Regions from separate parts of the Mus musculus genome. Here region 1 is linked to region 2. A link is a loop called in an ENCODE intact Hi-C map of the cell type or tissue named here. Cell type or tissue: left cerebral cortex. All regions are shown on one strand. Links, peaks and the distances in the headings refer to the core of each region. The heading gives the core; the rest is flanking DNA.

Evidence for each region. Hi-C counts contacts between places; a loop is a spot of excess contacts. Peaks named below come from ENCODE experiments on the same cell type or tissue, not always from the same donor. Only the 100,000 strongest peaks of a DNase experiment are listed, where the experiment ranks them.
Region 1: it touches region 2 in a loop (5-fold over the local background); 7 of 42 quality-filtered maps call a loop at or near these places.

What each region holds. Positions count from the first base shown.
Region 1 is chr7:6,572,484-6,580,826 of GRCm38, forward strand. No RefSeq gene overlaps it. Among named protein-coding and RNA genes, the nearest start is that of Olfr1350, 6.7 kb to the left of the region's middle. In left cerebral cortex, for the core only: no CTCF peak of the experiment used is centred there; no DNase peak of the experiment used is centred there.
Region 2 is chr7:6,698,283-6,706,625 of GRCm38, forward strand. It overlaps Peg3 (paternally expressed 3), which reads right to left. Exons shown (of 9, transcript NM_008817.2): 9 at 7,678-8,343. Among named protein-coding and RNA genes, the nearest start is that of Zim1, 6.0 kb to the left of the region's middle. In left cerebral cortex, for the core only: no CTCF peak of the experiment used is centred there; DNase peaks (open chromatin) are centred at 3,402 and 3,744.

The sequences.
Region 1 (8,343 bases), core at 42-8,041, 130 kb before region 2:
GAAGAACCAAAATTACAAAAATTACAAAGAATGCTGATGTAAGACAAATTAAGAAAACAAACAAACAAGACAAGACAATGGCCCCGAACCAGATCCCGCACTATGCAATATGACCTTATCTGTCCTTCGTTATTCTGAGTCAAAGGGCTCCGTAAGGACGAGGAACCTTTTCACACAGGTCAACAAGTTCAACTCAAGAGTTGATAAATAAAAACCTCCACAATGAAGCACTCTGTCTACAGGGGGTTAGATTTTGAAGGCTTGAGAAAGGAAAATGACCAAATGATGTAATTGAAGCCTTGCTGGAAAGAAATATTCAAAAAAGTCTAAAACAGGCCGAGGAAAGCACATGAGACCAAAATAAGTGTGGGAGGGAGTGGGTGTTAATCTTTATTCTATAAAGAAAGCAGTCGGTATAAAGGAAAGATATTAAAGAAAAATGATTGAAAAGTGTAGGGAAACACAATGTGCTAGCATTTTGTCTAAGGTCTGCCCCACAGTTACCTGGCAATGGCCAGGTGTGTCTGACTCACTATAAAAGGGGCTGCTTACCCCTTCTTCTCTCTCTTGCTCTTGCCTTCTTGCTCCCACTCTGTCCTCTCGCTGCTTCCCCCCTCTATCTCCATTCCCCTTCCTGCTCGCTCTCTCTCTCTCTCTCTCTCTCTCTCTCTCTCTCTCTCTCTCTCTCTCTCTCTCTCTCCATGTTCATGGCCAGCCTCTACTTCTCTATTCCTCTACTCTCATAGTCTCTGCCTTTCTCTGCTCTACTAACCTCTCTCTACTACCCTTTCAACTCCCCTCCCAATGCCCTGAATAATCTCTATTATGTACTATATTGTGTGGCTGGTCCCTTGTGGGAATGGATGCCTCAGCATGGGCCTGCAGAGGGAGCCCCCCCCCCATACATGATTAGACATTCACCAAACATATTTCTTCTTTATCTTTTAATGAAACACAACATTTAGTGCCAAGATTCGGGTTTAGAAACTGTTCAGGTTTGCACCCCGACCCTGCTACCACATGCTCACTGGCCCAAACTTCAGAGACCTGGTAAGCGTCTTCTCCCCACTGGTCAGTGTAAACGTTCCCTTGGTCCAAGGGGAGAGTTCTTCAGCTCCGAGCTGCCCCTGTGCTGCCCTTGAGAGTAGAAACATTCAGTCTTTTCACAGACCCTCATTCTAGGACATTTTCCCTAGGGTGAGATTTTCCTCTCTCCTCTGAGATGGTTCCTTTTTTGCTGCTGAGAAATCCCAAGCCTGGGTGGACTGTTCTCTGTTGCTCAGGGCACAGGCCCAGAGCTTAGCCCCCAGACCACTACGTGAAGACCTGGTCTGGCCTGGCTAGAAGTCTCTCTGGTTATTAATAGTATCCTCAGAACGCTGGTAGGAGTAATTAATAACCCTACTGTCATCCAATGGGTCAGTCTTTGCCGCCTTGTCCCTTCTTACTGGGATGTCCCAGTCTAATTCACAGTATGCAGCAAGTAATATCTCTACATGGCCACTAAACTGGCATTTTAAAATAACTCTCTTGCTAGTGATCTGTAGTGTAGACTTCTCCCCTCTCCCTCCCTCATTCTCTTGCCATTGGCTCTATTTCTGTTCACTGTGTGAAAAACAGGTCTGGCCCTGCCACTTGCCGGGGACTCTGTCTGCTGAGATGTTGCTTTCCCAAGCGCCCATCTGTGTCAGGAGATTTTTCAAATTCAATCATAAATTTTGTTAAAGATAATTCTTTATGGAATTTTCTTATAAATTTGGGAATTATTATAGGATTGGTTATTTTCCTTCTGTTTCTTCTTTCAGTCATCTTCAAGCACTTAGGATCTGCTATCAGGACTGCTCAAAGGGAGATATATACACTTCATTTATATTATTCGAAGGGAAGAGATGTCAGGAGCATGAAGGACAAGCTAATAACTAGCAGGTGATCTCATCCTGAAGTGGCCTGCTTCTGATTACTGTATAATCTGCGACAGGTGAACCCTCATTAAGCAAGGCTGTGAGGGACTCATTTTAGGAAAGATTCCTGCTATAAATATGCTTTCCCTGTTCTGTCACTAAGCAGTAGCACACCACTCTGGAGCAGATCTCTGCAGATCCGCAAAGATGTACTCTCTTGTAGTGATGCTATATAGACAAATAGATGACTAAAGTCTTAATGATGATCCTATAAGAATTCCTAAAATTATATCTGTGATTATTAAGCCCTTTTATTAATGGGACTGCTTTTAGGTAGGTTCTTTTTTGATAATCAAAGCTACGATGAGAACTCTGCCAGTGTCCCAAGTGTCACCAATTAATTGTTCTTAAGACGGAAACTAGACTTTCTCCTACTCACAACTAACCAAAGGTCAAAAGGGAACTAATGAATTATTATAGCTGTTAGGACAGAAGACAAAATATTGACTGGGTTTATCTATACAAAACTTCACTAATAACTTAGTTACTTATGGTTTTAACCCTTCAGTGAACCTGTGCAGCTGAGACAGGTGATGGATGTTTAGCTAGATAATTACTCCTAATGGATACGCATGTAAACATTCTCTGTTGTAAACTTCTATTTCAATTTATGATTTGATTTTTTTGTGTGTGAACTTGTGATGAACTTTGTAACATGTGATCATGTATTCTGAAAGATGTATAAGGACTGAGGACAAAGAGATTAATGGGCTCTATAGGAGAATTTTTTGCCTTTCCCCACTTAGACTAGAATTTTTTCCTTTTCCCCACTTAGAGAATTTTTCCCTTTCCCTGCTTAGGATCTTTCTGCTTTTCCCCTTAGAGAGCTTTCAGAGGAAACTTTTTACAACTTAGTAATAAACTCTATAATCACTTCTCTAAGTGACTTCTCTTCCTCCTGTGACTTCTGACTAGCAGACTGAAAGTTAGAGCCCAGTTGTTCCAGCTGGGATAGAACAACAGCTTAATACTTAATCCTTTGTGGCTTGAGGAAATGGTGCTAAGTGCCAGAAACTGCAGTTTCTGGCCTCAGAGGATCACAAAGGCAGGTTAACTACAATAGCATAGTAACTTAGGCTTAGATAAGTAACTTTTTATTATACAGCAACCCTAAATTTCTCATAAGACAAAGTCTTACCCTCCACCGACGTGTCCCCCCCCCCCCGCCTCAAGAAGAACTGACAAGAAAGATTCCCCCCCCCCATGCAGGGCCACATCTGCCCCTGTTCTCTCTTTCACTCTCTCTCTCTGTCCAGGACTCTGCTCCCACATTCTGCCCACCAAGGCTACCACCACCCCTTGTGGCTGCTCGAGCTCTGCTGCAGCTGCGAGAAAGCAACTTTTGCCCTGCCCTCTTGTGCTTCCTGCGCCCTGTCTGGGACAGGATGCTGTGCTACGTTCCCCTGCCACCACATGCACAAACTGTCCCTGCATGGGATTGCTGCCGGCACATTTTCCTCTCCAGCCTCAGCACAGTGCCGCCCTTGCCTTCTTTACTCAGCCTTGAGTGGAGTTACTAGGATACAGACCGCTACTTTAGGTGCTTCCCTCCCCCACCCACCGAGGTCTCTGAAAGCACTGGGTCGGGATGTCTGGCTGCTAGGAGGAAGTCCTGCCCTACTTGCTTACTCACACTGCCCTCCCTTGGTCCTGCCACCATGGTGCCTGCTTTGCCCATGACCACAGCAGGCCTGGTGCCTCCTTGTGCACAGCCCTGATCTCTTGACTCTGTCGCCACCACTAGCCACCACTATTGTGGCTCCTTGCGATCTGTGTTCTTCAGGCTGCGAATGCTTCCCACGCCCGAGCCTCAATTGCACATGCAGGTGCTCCTGTCTCTTGCTCCGTCGACTGGCCCATCCCACTGCCTGCTCGCCCACCAGTTCGTGTCACAGGCCTGAACCTGCCTGGACACACTCACTTTCTGTCACCATGGTCTCAAGCCACCACTATAATCTTTCTTATTTCTTTACATTCTGGTCCACACCAACTCTAATCCAAGAGTTTCTCTACTAATGCAAAATATGTTTTTCTATACTATGCAACCTGTCAAAGTTACTTAATTGTTAACAATTAAGATGTTCATTCCTATTCTGTCTTGGTAAATGATTTTTGCTATTGCCACTAAATTATAGTGTGATATATTTACTATATACAGTCTCAAATAATTTAACAAACATAAGTTGTCTAACTCAGATATGACCAGTAGACACAGTTCTCCAACTTGTCAGAGGTCTGTTAATAGATATCAATACTTAAGCTCATGATAGGCAGAATCTCCCAAAGCCCGACAGTAACCACCACCCCCTCCATCCCAAGGTCTCAGAAGGTTTTGGGCACAGCTACAAAAGACTGCCTGGACTGTGGTAGGATAACCACGGAGAAACACCACCATTGCCCTGCCCAGGTTTGTTTTACACTGGACAAACTGGAGAGTCAAATGCCTCATATTGCCTAAAGTCAAGGTGGGTCACTTCTCATTTCACTCTATTCCACAGAGAAAAAAAACCTCTCCATCTCTGGGCTTGAAAGCCAGACTGACTCCACCAAGTTGCCATGGAGACCACAGGGACCTGGGAACTGTTTGGACTATAGATGATTAATTATAATTTTAATTAATACATGACTCCTAGATTGTAACTTATTCTTCCCCAGATTTCTGACTACATTGATAGCTAAGGTAGCTGTGGCCTGACAGCTCGAACACAGATCTGCCTCCCTACCTTAAGGCAATCTACCACTATCAATAAATCCACCACTCATTAATAAATCTGTTAACTAGCTAAGACTGCCAGATTTCTTACAGACTTCGCAATAAACGATAGACAAATTCCACAACTAGATTTCCCATTGTATTACACAATGCCAGCTGGGAGGAATAAACACATGTCACTCTGTATCAACAGCCCCCACACAGAACAAATCAATGTTTCCAAAATTAGTCTATATATATTAAGAACTTCATAATAATTTTACATCTTCAGATCCCATCAATTCCATTTTGCCAAAATTTCTCTTAAGAAAGCAATCCTAAATTGACGGGGTTGGGGGTGGAGGGCAGGATATAAATACCAAGATTGTCATCCCAGTATCACTTATAATTATAAAAACACGAACCAAATATCCAGATAACCACATAGTAGCCTCACGTGTATATGTACCTGCCATGCACCTAGAAAAGAGGCAACAGTGGTGACAATAGGGTGGTGGTGACAGAAGTTCTGCAATGTGCAAAACTGAGTGAACAATAATGTTTGTTCTTGCATACAATGGCTAAGGAAATTCCATTTTGTACCGGCATCTACTTTAGCAGCCATTGGCCTCTGACCTAAATTCCTGAAAATCCTAGATTCTTGCCCCTTTCCTCAAAACTGTATCGATACTGGAATTTACCACCCCAATAAGACCATATAAAAACCACACAGGCCAGTTACCATAATTATATGCTATATGCCTAGATTGGGCAGATCTAACATACTTATTCAACACCTTGCTACTTGTGGATTCTTCTGGCCATGTGGTTCTAGCTCATCTAGGCTCCTTCCTCCTTCTCTTTTCTTTCTCATGCCCCTCTCATCCTCCTTTCCTCTCTACCTGCCCCGACTCTCAAACCTCCAGTCCCACCTTTCCCCTCCACTGCCCAATCACAGGCTCTAGCTTTTATGGACTAGTTAAGATGGGAAGAAGGTTCACATGAGATCACCTGAGCACCTGATATACTGCTTGTTGGTATCAGGAACCAGCAACTTACAGTTGCAAGTCACCTCGGAATCCAGTGATGACATTGACGTCACCCATAGGCAACAGGGATCTGCGCATCTGTTGCCATGGCAATTGTCATACATTCTCACATTCCCAACATCCACCTGGCTCATTTCCCACCCTTACCTGTGAGCAGTTACATCACTGTCCACTTTGCTCTCTCTCTTTTCTCCCTTTGTCTCAATCACCCCCTTTTGCCCCCTTCCTGCACAATAAACCTTTCTCACGTGATACTGTATTGACCTGGTGTGGTCTGTCGGGACGCTAGATGTGATTCTAACATAACATTGCTCTTTGGGTCAGGGGGACAACCCTTCTTGAGGAAGCAGAATTAACATCAGAATACAAATAGCATCAGGCTAACCTGCAGCACTGTATAACTCGTGTGAAATGATTAACTGCCTGCTCCAGCTTCTGTAAAGATGCTTGTTGCCAGGGCAGGGGATGTGAGACAGTTCCTCATGTAGCCAGGGCAGGTGGGCAATTCCTCAATGTAAGTGTTGCAGAAATGGAGTAATGTACTGATTGCCTTTAAAAACCTTTCTGCCATCTGCTTTTGCCAGAATGTTTCTGATTTGGCTTTGAGATGGCTGCCCTGCAAGAATTGATACATGTGAATAATTTCAATCTGTATTGCATCTGTGGTCTTTTCTGAAAGAAGTGTGTGTCTCCAATTCCTTAAGATTCTTGGAGGCCCCAGTGAGATCCTGGGGAACACAGACTCAAACCTTGAGGTTCAGGATAGGCCCTAAATGGAGGCAAGTTGAAGGTGGACTTGGGGACTCCGGGACACCTGAGGTCACAAATTAAAGTCACTAGTTGAGGATAGGTCCTAGAAAAGGGTGTACCACAACTCACAGGCTCTTGGGCAAGTGGCCTTAAACAGGAACATGCAGAGGAATATCCCTTAATTATCTGATTGGCTAATAAAGATGACAAATAGTCAATCACTGGGCAGAAATGAGGAGTGGGTTTTCTGGGCAATACAGAAAGAGAAGGGAAGGAGGAGGAGTTAGAAAAGACAGCCAGTAGAGGAGGACAGAGAGAGAGAAGTCGGAAGGAAGATGGAGTAGAAGCGTATGACCTGGAGGAACTGTAAGTAGCAGGGGACTTCATAGCTGGGGAAGAAAGTGGTGTAGAGGCATATCTGCCCAATACAGTCATGCAGTTGATAGCTACAGAGCTGAGTTGCGGTTTTCTTGCATGGGTGTTGGAGATTTACCACAACAAAATGGTGCCCAGTGTATCAACTGGGACTCAACTAACCTGAGATAAATGATCACTTCCCCTCCCCTCACCCCAAATACAAGACTGGGCTGCAGCAGTGAGTCGATTAAAAGCTGACCGGGTCTGAGGGGCCTACAGAAAACTGCAGAGAGGCTCTCTCCCCAAGCCCAGGCAGACAGCTAAGGCAGCACTCGAGCTTGGAGCTGGACTTGGACAGTGCTGTGTAGGACTCTCAGGGAAGGACAGGAGACTCTAGAGCACAACTGCCTGCAAGGTAGTTTCTGGGCAAACACAGTGAACTGATCAGGGCATCTATGCCTGAGAGAGCCTTTCTGTGTTGGCTTCCCTGTATCCTCCACGTCTACACAGGACATGAACAGCCAGACTCTGAATCCAACAGCAGAGAGAGAGACAAAGGTACAAAGGGCTCTGGATCAGGTAATAAGCATCATACATTGATAATAAATAGAGATACATAATTTTTGATACTTCAAGATGAGAAACAATAAATACCTTTTTGCTTTAAGGGATGGTATTCTGAATGGTTTCATGGGGATAGATTTAAAGGAAATAGATACCTCGTCATTTACCGGTATTGCAATATTTATTCTTTTGATCTACTCTGTCTTCTCAAAAGACAGGGCCCTAGATAAAAAAGAAAAAAAATTCCTTGCCTTAGAAAAGAGATTACAGGTAACACTAGAACTAAAGGTTCAGGATTATAGGTCAAGAGAAAAATAAAGGTTGGAGACAGGAGCTGGAAGAGACGCTAGAAAAAAGGATTCTACAATTCATAGATCAGACTGAACAGCAAGGAGATAGAGATAACATTTAGAAGCAATGTCTAGAGGATAATTTACTAAAGCTAGCAAATCAAAATAAGGCAGCTGCTGCATATCAGAATTACAACATAAGGAGAAGATTATGAAAAGCAGGGCCTAGAACAGAAGATACAGGGAATTATAGAGCAGCAGGAGCAACAGAAAGAAAAATTTAAGACTTAGAAAAGTGCCCTAGAGGAAGCACTAGAATTGAAGACACAGGAAATTATAGATCAGAATAAAAGAAAGAATGATGAAAATGAAGGTGGGAGACAGGAGCTGGAAGAGATGCTAGAACAAAGGATACAACAGCTCACAGATCAGACTGAGCAGCAAGGGGAAGATCATGAGGATTGGAAGCAAGACGTGGAGAATAACATTTTTAAATTAATCAATCAAAATAAAATGGATAGCAGGATATCAGAGCTGCAATCTAAAGAAAAATTAAAATGTGGAGGCAGAACCTTGAGCAGAGAATACAGGAACTCAAGGATCAGGAGGAGTGGCAAAAGGAGAGCTATGAAGCATGGGCACAGACCGTAAGGGTGGAATTTAAAAATCTCAATTAAGGA
Region 2 (8,343 bases), core at 145-8,144:
CATTCTCAGGTCAGGGAGAGAGTGGACTGCATGCATTCAGCACTCTCTGTATCCTCATCGTCATGGCAGTGATATGGCCAGCTGCTTCAGGCTCCTGCTGCTTTGGATTCCCACCCCCATGCTCCTATGATGCTCCCACATACTTGAATTCTGAGATAAAATAAACTCTTTCTCCTTTAAGTTCCTTTGGTCAGAGTAACTGATCACATCAACAGAAAGGGGAACTAAGACTGAAATGCTGTACCCAGAACCTAGGTTAGGTCACCACCAGTTAGCACCAGACATAAGAGCAGGCTCGGTTCACCTGGCTGGTCAAATGTAAGTAGTGTCACCTAGCCAACCTTGAACATATCCCAGTGGTATGAACAAGAAGCACTTGTGTGCCGTTGAAAAGTTTTGTTGTTTGTTTTGAGACAGTTTCTCTATGTAGTCCAGGCTGGTCTCAAATCCAGAGATGCATCTGCCTCTTGAGTGCTGAAATGAAAGGTGTATACTACCATGTCCAGCTAGGTAGATCTATGGCTTAAGGTTCTTTTGTTTTAATGTATATGTGTATGTGTGCCTGAGTATATGTGTATATACCACGTGTACAGGAACCTGCGGAGGCTAGAAGATGGCGTTGAATCACCTGGAACTGGAGTTAGATGGCTGTGAATCACCCCTTATTATCACAACTATAGTTAACCCCTACATGAAATGTGAAGGTCTGCGGTAAGCTCATGATTATTAGTATGAGGCTGGCATATGTTGAGGGGGAGGAAGAATGTTGTAGAAGTCTCTGCTCCATTGAGGCTGCAACATTGCCCTCTCTGTAGTAAAAGTGACTTTATTGTGACCAACCACTGTGACACCAGATGTCTGACTGGAGGTGGGCAGAGTACCAATCTTGGCTTCTTTCTTGCTTTTCTGGGTCGGAAACTGGTTTGCTTGCCGTTCCTGGTAACATATTGTAATTGTTCTCCACTTTACAACATCCCCACACTTGAATTAGTGTTAGTTTACATTCAACATTCAGTAATTCTTGGGAAGCTTGTTTTTCTTGGCCAACTAGTGGATTATTCATGTGGTTTGGGATGAGAGTCTCGGGGGCCTGTGTGTTGAAGGTGTGGTCCCCTGCCTGGCTCTGTTGATAAGTGACAGAATCTTTAAGAAGGAGGCCTAATTCCTAGTTCTTACATCACTAGAGTAGGCTCTTGAGGAGAATTGTGGGACTTTAGTTTCTTAGTCACACTTTTGCTTCCTAGTTTGCAAACAGAGGGGTTTACTCGGCAATCACACTCCCATTCTTGGCCACCCTTGCCAGCATCTTTAAGCGATGGAAGCACTTGATCTTTGGCAGCAATCTTGTTTGTTCATAAGTTAATTGTCTCTGGCATTTCATTATGGCAATGGAAGGGCAGGGCAGGTCTTTCAGCCAGACTCTAGTGAAAATTAAGGCACTAGGAAGCAAGCTTCCTCAGGCCCTGTGGCCTTATCCCTTTAATATCTCCAGCCCTTATCTATATGATCACTTACGGTGGTGGTTTGAATATGCTTGACTCAGGAAGTGGCACTGTTAGGAGGTGTGGCCGTTTTGGAATGGGTGTGGCCTTTTGGAGGAACTGGTTCACTGTGTAAGTGGACTTTGAAGACTCCTATGCTCAAACTCTGTCCAATGTGGAATGAGACCCTCCTCCTGCCTGCCTTTGGATCAAGATGTAGAACTCCCAGCTCCTTCTCCTTCTCTGCCTGCATGCTTCTATGCTTCCCACCATGATGATAACGGACTACACCTATAAGCCAGCCACAATTAAATTTTCTCCTTTATAAGAGTTGCCTTGGTTGAAATAAATGTGGGTGGGGGGAGAGGCAGTATCAGGTACTGGAGGAGACAGGAAAGAGGTACAGAGGGTCAGGAAATTGAATAAAAATATGTAGCAGTGGGGGATGAGGAAATGGGGATAGCCACTGGAGGGTTCCAGACGCCAGGGAAATGAGAGACTCCCATTAGCAGAAATTTGCATTGAAGGGGAAATAGAACCTGTAGAGACCACCTCCAGTAGATAGGCATGGCCCTGGGTCGAGGGATGGGGCCACCCACCCATCTCAAAGTATTTAACCCAGAAATGTTCCTGTCCAAAGGGAGAAAACAATGGAGCAGAGACTGAAGGAAGGAAGGGCCATCCGGGGACTGCCCCACCTGGGGACTCATCCTGTCTGCAGACACCAAACCCAGACTTTGTTGCTGTTACCAAGAGATACTTGCTGACAGAAACCTGGTGTGGCTGTTCTTTGGGAGGTCTGCCCAGCAACTGACCAATGCAGATGAGGATGCTTGGAGCTCAGGGACCACGGTGGGGAAGCTGGTGGAAGGACTGGAGGCGCAGAGGGAGATTGCAACCCCAGAAAGAACAACATAGACTGGCCAGACCACCCAGTGCTCTCAGAGACTAGACCACCAACCAAGGAGTGTGAGGGGAGGGATCTATGGATCCAGATATATATGTAGCAGAGAATGGCCTTGCCTGACATCATTGGGAGGGGAGGTCCTTGGTCCTGTGGAGGTTTGATGCCCCAGTGTAGGGGAATGCTGGAGCAGTGGAGCAGGAGAGGGTAGGTCAGTGGGGGAGCACCCTCATAGAGGCAAAGGGGAGGGAGAAGAGGGCAGATGTGGGATGGGGGGTTTGTGGAGGGATAATTGGGAAGTGGAATATCACTTGAAATGTAAACGAATGGGATGATTAATTAAAAAAAAAAAAGAGTGGCCTTGGTCATGGTGTCTTTTCACAGCAATAGAACCCTAAGACACTTACCTAATTAACTACTAGTGTCTTTTGATAATGACTGGACATTGGGAACCCATGAGCACACATCAGCTGATGCTAGAAAGACATCAGATCTCATGCAATAAATATGGTGGTAGGGAATAATTACCCCTTCAAATAAGGTGTTGGTAGGGGAAGAAAGAACTCCTTAGGAGTACAAGTATTGATCATGCGTTCTCAATGGACAACCATTTCATTTCTGTTCTCTATTACTTTTCATCAGGATACTCTTTAGAAAAATCTTGAAAAAGAATGGATCTCTTGACTTGACCCATGCTGAAATCCCTTGTTATAGGATGAGTAATCAAGGTCTGACCAGATGCTGTGATATCTTGAATTAGAATGGTCCCTACAGGCTTATATAGTTGAATGCCTAGTCATTGAGGAGTGACACTACATGAGAAAGAATAGGAGGCGTTGCCTTGTTGGAGTAGGTGTGTCCTCATTGGAGGAGGTGTGTCACTTGGGTTTAGACTTTGAGGTTTCAAAAGCCCATGCCAGGCCCAGTGTCTCCCTCTTCCTGCGGCTTGTGGGTTAAGATGTAGAACTCTCAGCTATTTCTCCAGCATCGTGTCTGCCACGTGCCACCGAGCTCCCTGTCATGACGATAATGGACTAATCTTCTGAAACTGTAAGCAAGCCCTAATTAAATGCTTTCTTTCATAAGAGTTGCCAAGGGCATGGTGTCTCTTCACAGCAACCAAGATTGGTACGAATGAGGCAACCACAATTCAATGAGACTTCATTTTAATGTGAACAAAGTTTTAGAACTATGAGAACATTCAGAACTCTGCAGAGTGACTGGAATTCAGAGACATTTGTACTCTTCTCTCTGTAGAGCAATGTGCACTCTGGTGGTTGAGCAGAAAAAGTGGAGTGACTTGGCCATCACTTTTGATAGTTATGGGATCAGAGATGAAGCAGCCATGGATTCATGTCGCATTTCCACTGAGGTCACCAGCAGGGATCTAGTTAGGTACTGAGCTTAAAATGTGTGGTCATTATTGTTAGGTTTCAAACCCTGGGACAAATGGCAGAGGTGCTTATTTAGCATATTAAAGTGGATGCTGCCAGGTTCTCTCAGCATCCCTTAGTCCCTACCAGTTACAGGGCCCTCCTGACGGGCATACCCCATTCCCCCGACCCTAAACTTCTCCAGCCCAGGGTCTTGGATGCCCTTCCCCCAGCCACCCTTCCCTATATAATCCAACCATTTTGCTTACCTGATTCTTTTTGTTTTCTCCCCTCCACCCCCTCCCTCCTGGTTGGTACTCTTGGTGTTCCTTTCTCCCTCTCTCTTCCTCTGCCACTCTCCCCCCACGTCCCAAGGTCATATCCACTCTGGACTCTCCCAAATGTCCTTGCCTCTTTCTATGCTCTCCCACATATCTATAATAAACTTTCTCTTCCACCATTACCTAGGAGCAGACATGAATTTCTCTCTCTCTCTTAATTTGGTGCTGAAATCCAGGACCGGTCATGTTCCATGTTCCTTCCCTTTATATTTCTTCTTTCTTTCCCATTCAATTATGAAGCTACAAGAATGCTTAATAATTACTTCTCAAAAGGTGGGGGAGGGGTAGCCCTATTGGTTTAATACTTGCCATTCAAACATGAGGACATGGGTTTAATACTCAGAACTCACATAAAAATCCAGGTGTGGTGGCACACACTTGTAATCCCAGCACTTGGCTACTGGTTGGGGAAGTAAGAGGAACCCTCCTGGCTGTTGTACCCTGCCCCCTACCCTAAACTTCCCCAGCCCCTACTGGACTGCCCTTTCCCTAGCTGCCCTTCTCTATATAATCCAACCATTTTGGATTGTGTGCTAGCATGGCTCCAGTGTGTGAATACATACTTATACACACACACACACATACACACACACACACAAATTACCTCTCATACATTAGTTATGATAACCAGATGAACTGTTATGTTCCCAGTGGTGAATCTGGGTTAAAATATAATAAATACTTTTAATCTTCTGCAGAAGTCTGGAATAAATGCCTCATTGTGATGCTAAGCCCTAATATTATTATCCTCATGGTAAGGATTCATGAACCCTCATTTTATGGAACCTCATATTTCTAATTAATAATATCCTATAAACTAACCAAAATATATTTGTGATTATAATAAAATCTAAAACCGCTACTAGGTAGTTATGATTTAGTAGGATTAAGTATGATTTAGTCTAAAAGGAGCAGTTAAAGCTAGGATTCAGGTAGAATCCACAGATCACTGAAAAATGATTGATGGAGTATACAATCTTTAATAATAATAATAATAATAATAATAATAATAATAATAATAATAATAATAATAATGCAAAGTGAAGAAATGGCTTCATGGGCAAAGCACTTATAACAGGGTCATTAAAATCTGAGTTTATATCTCAGAGCCCACATAAAGCCTGCAGCTGTTGCATGCTTCTGTAATCTTAACACTCTTATAGAAATCTTAACTTGCAAGACATCTATCCTGGGGGGTACATAGTGAACTGAAAAGGGCCTTCTCTCGAATGATGGGAAGGTGGGGCTGACACCTGAGGCTGTTATTTGACCTTCACACACACACTGGGACATGAGAGTCTATGTCTGTACTCACACACAAATATCCATTCACACGTGTACATACACACAAAGGCTTATTTTTTTAATTAAGAATATGATTTGAAGATCAAAAATTTGTATGGCTAAGGGGCCACTAACATTTTGGATGTATAATTTTATCAACAGTGACAAGTCCCTGCAAAGTTACCAACCCCAAACACATAAACAGGACAAAGGAAGAGACTGAGAATTATCTTATTTTTAACTTTATTTTTATTGATGACACTATTACAAGATAGACCAACTACAGCCATATTAACAAACCAAAAGCCTGTGCACAGAAACAAGACAAAGAAAACAAATGGAGATGTTAACACAGTCTTTGGGTAATGACAATATGGGTGAGTTTCTCTTCTACATTTGCACATCTTCAAGGCTACTAGAATGGTCACGTACTGCATATATAAGCAATACGGGCAGCCTGCTAGAACACTATGACAAAGAACCCTCAAAGAAACTGAGAAAATACAGCTCACTGTAATTCCGCCACAACTGCCCTGCCATTCCACACCTTTCCACATTTCTTCCTGCTGTTGACACTACGCACTTGTCATGGAAAACCTCACAATCACACCAGTGGGGCACAGATCCAGGCGTTACCAGAAGTTTGTTGGAAATACAGTTTTTCTCGACTTCACTTCAGTTTCCCAGTTTTCTTTGAGTATGCCTTATATTTGTGATGCAGAGTACATACGTAAAGTTTGTTACCCAAACACTGAAGATTATTCAAGAAATCTTAAACAAAACATTTAACCATGAACCCCCCCCCCAAAAAAACACTATTTTTAATTGTTTCCCACATTTCTGTTTGTTTTAGGCATTATGCAAATCTATTTAACACTGTTTTAATCACAAATTTGTGCAATGACATGAAATGAAGGACACAGATGAAGATCTTAACAGTTGTTGGGTATGGGGAGTGTGGGCAAAGTTTTCTGTTCAATTTTACTTATTTTCCAATTTTCACTGGGTACATAGTATGCTTATGGTGGTGATATTACATACTAAACTTTATTATCAGGCGACTATTACAAGGAACATAGGGAAACTTCAAAGTATTTTACCGTAATTACACAGGAAATACTAGAACAGCTATCTTGAATACACATTTTGACACAGTTGTAATATATAAGTCTGTGCACAGCAACAAGAATAAACAAGGTATTAAAGAGTATATCTATCTTTGGATGGTGGGGACATGGGTTATCTTTCTCCACTTCTCTGTTATTTTCCAAGTGTTTCATAAAGAGTTCCAATTATGCTCACAATGGAAATATGATTCTTAACTTTTGAATAACACTACCATAAAGAACATTCTAGAAATTTAAGAAAATAATGCTTGACTATAAGCCTACAACAACACAATAGCTTTTGACTATAAGCGTACATTTTAAAACAGTTATAAGTGTAGTACAAATATGATTTTGTGTCCTGCTTTCTCCATCTCATACTTGGAGAATATCTACTTCACAACTCTCTGTGGTTATCACTATTGAACAACTGCATAAGAATCCAGGGCACTTTGATTAAATTACTCTTCCATAGTCTGGCACTTTAATTGTTCCTGATCTACTCACTTGGTTACAGTTAGAATGGACACTCAACTCAGACTTCTTGATGAGTCACTTTCTGAAAAGGGTCTAGTGGGGGTGACACTGTCTGTCACTGATACCGAGTCCCCACATTTACCCAGATGGCTATGACACTGACTTCCATTTCAAGGGAGCCTCACCAGTGAATCATTGCCCCTCTGTTTCTCTGGATGTCAGTTCCAACCTGGGGCTCTCTCTATGCAGCTGGTCTTCACCTACACGAAGCCATCCAAAAGGCCTTTCTTCCAACTCTCCAGGACACTTCTTTCTAATTTGTTTTTACCACCCTGACCTTCCAATCCCTGCTGCTGGTATCTTCTTTAGTCTGTCTGGTCTCCTTCCTAGATCTGCTGTCATCTTGGAACTCCCTTCTTTGGCTCACTCATTTCTATTTCTTGCCTTTAGGTCTCCAACCTCTGAAGACTTTGGCATTCACTGAGGCTCTGGCACACTCCCTCATGAGCCCCGGATCTACAGATCTAGAAGTCTGAGAGTCAGACCGCTTTCTCCAGCAGGTAAACTCTGTTCACGTTCTCAGATGATCTGTACTTATCTTGCGATCTTTCGGCTACAGATCCGCTTTATTTTTTTTAATTTTTTAAATTTTTAAATTTTTTTTTCCCCAGCCAACTGAAGGCCAAAAAATTGTCTTTCTATAGCCATGAGGGGAGGGGAAGTAAAGGAGCGCACGCAGTCCGTGTATCGGACGCAGAAAATCTCAAGCTGGGAAGTCAGTTTGTGACATCAGGTGACATGGAGACAGATGGCACACTAAATGGAAAGCTCAGAAATACTAAGGAGACTCCATGAGAAAGAACGATGGTAACAAAAAAACTTAAGGCTGCTGGGGAACCTGAGTCCATGTTAAGTAAGCTAGGATTAACTATAAAGAAAGCTTTGTGTGTGTGTGTGTATGTGTGTGTGTGTGTTTGCTTTTCTTAAAATGCGATAGACTTGGGGTTGACAGACACATAGAGAACAGGGGAATTAAGTCTGGAGACACAAAGATCTAAGGATTCTAGCTCCTGGGCACCCAGGGAGCACACTGACTTGTGGCAAGCACAATACAACACCACACAGGTGACTCAAGCGACGCTGCCACTTGTCACTTAAGGCAGGAAGCACACAGCAGCTAATGAAAGGTTGTCAGTTTGCTTCCTTATTTACAATGTAAGAGCCTCTCCTGTGGTTCCCAACCTTTCATTAGGCACTACTGTGATCTAGCGATGGTTGTCACCCACTCTTTAAAGGCAAAGACATTAAGATTTACAGGGAAAAGCTTCAGGTTTCATGAATTCACTATCAAACACACGATGAGTTGGTTAGAAAACA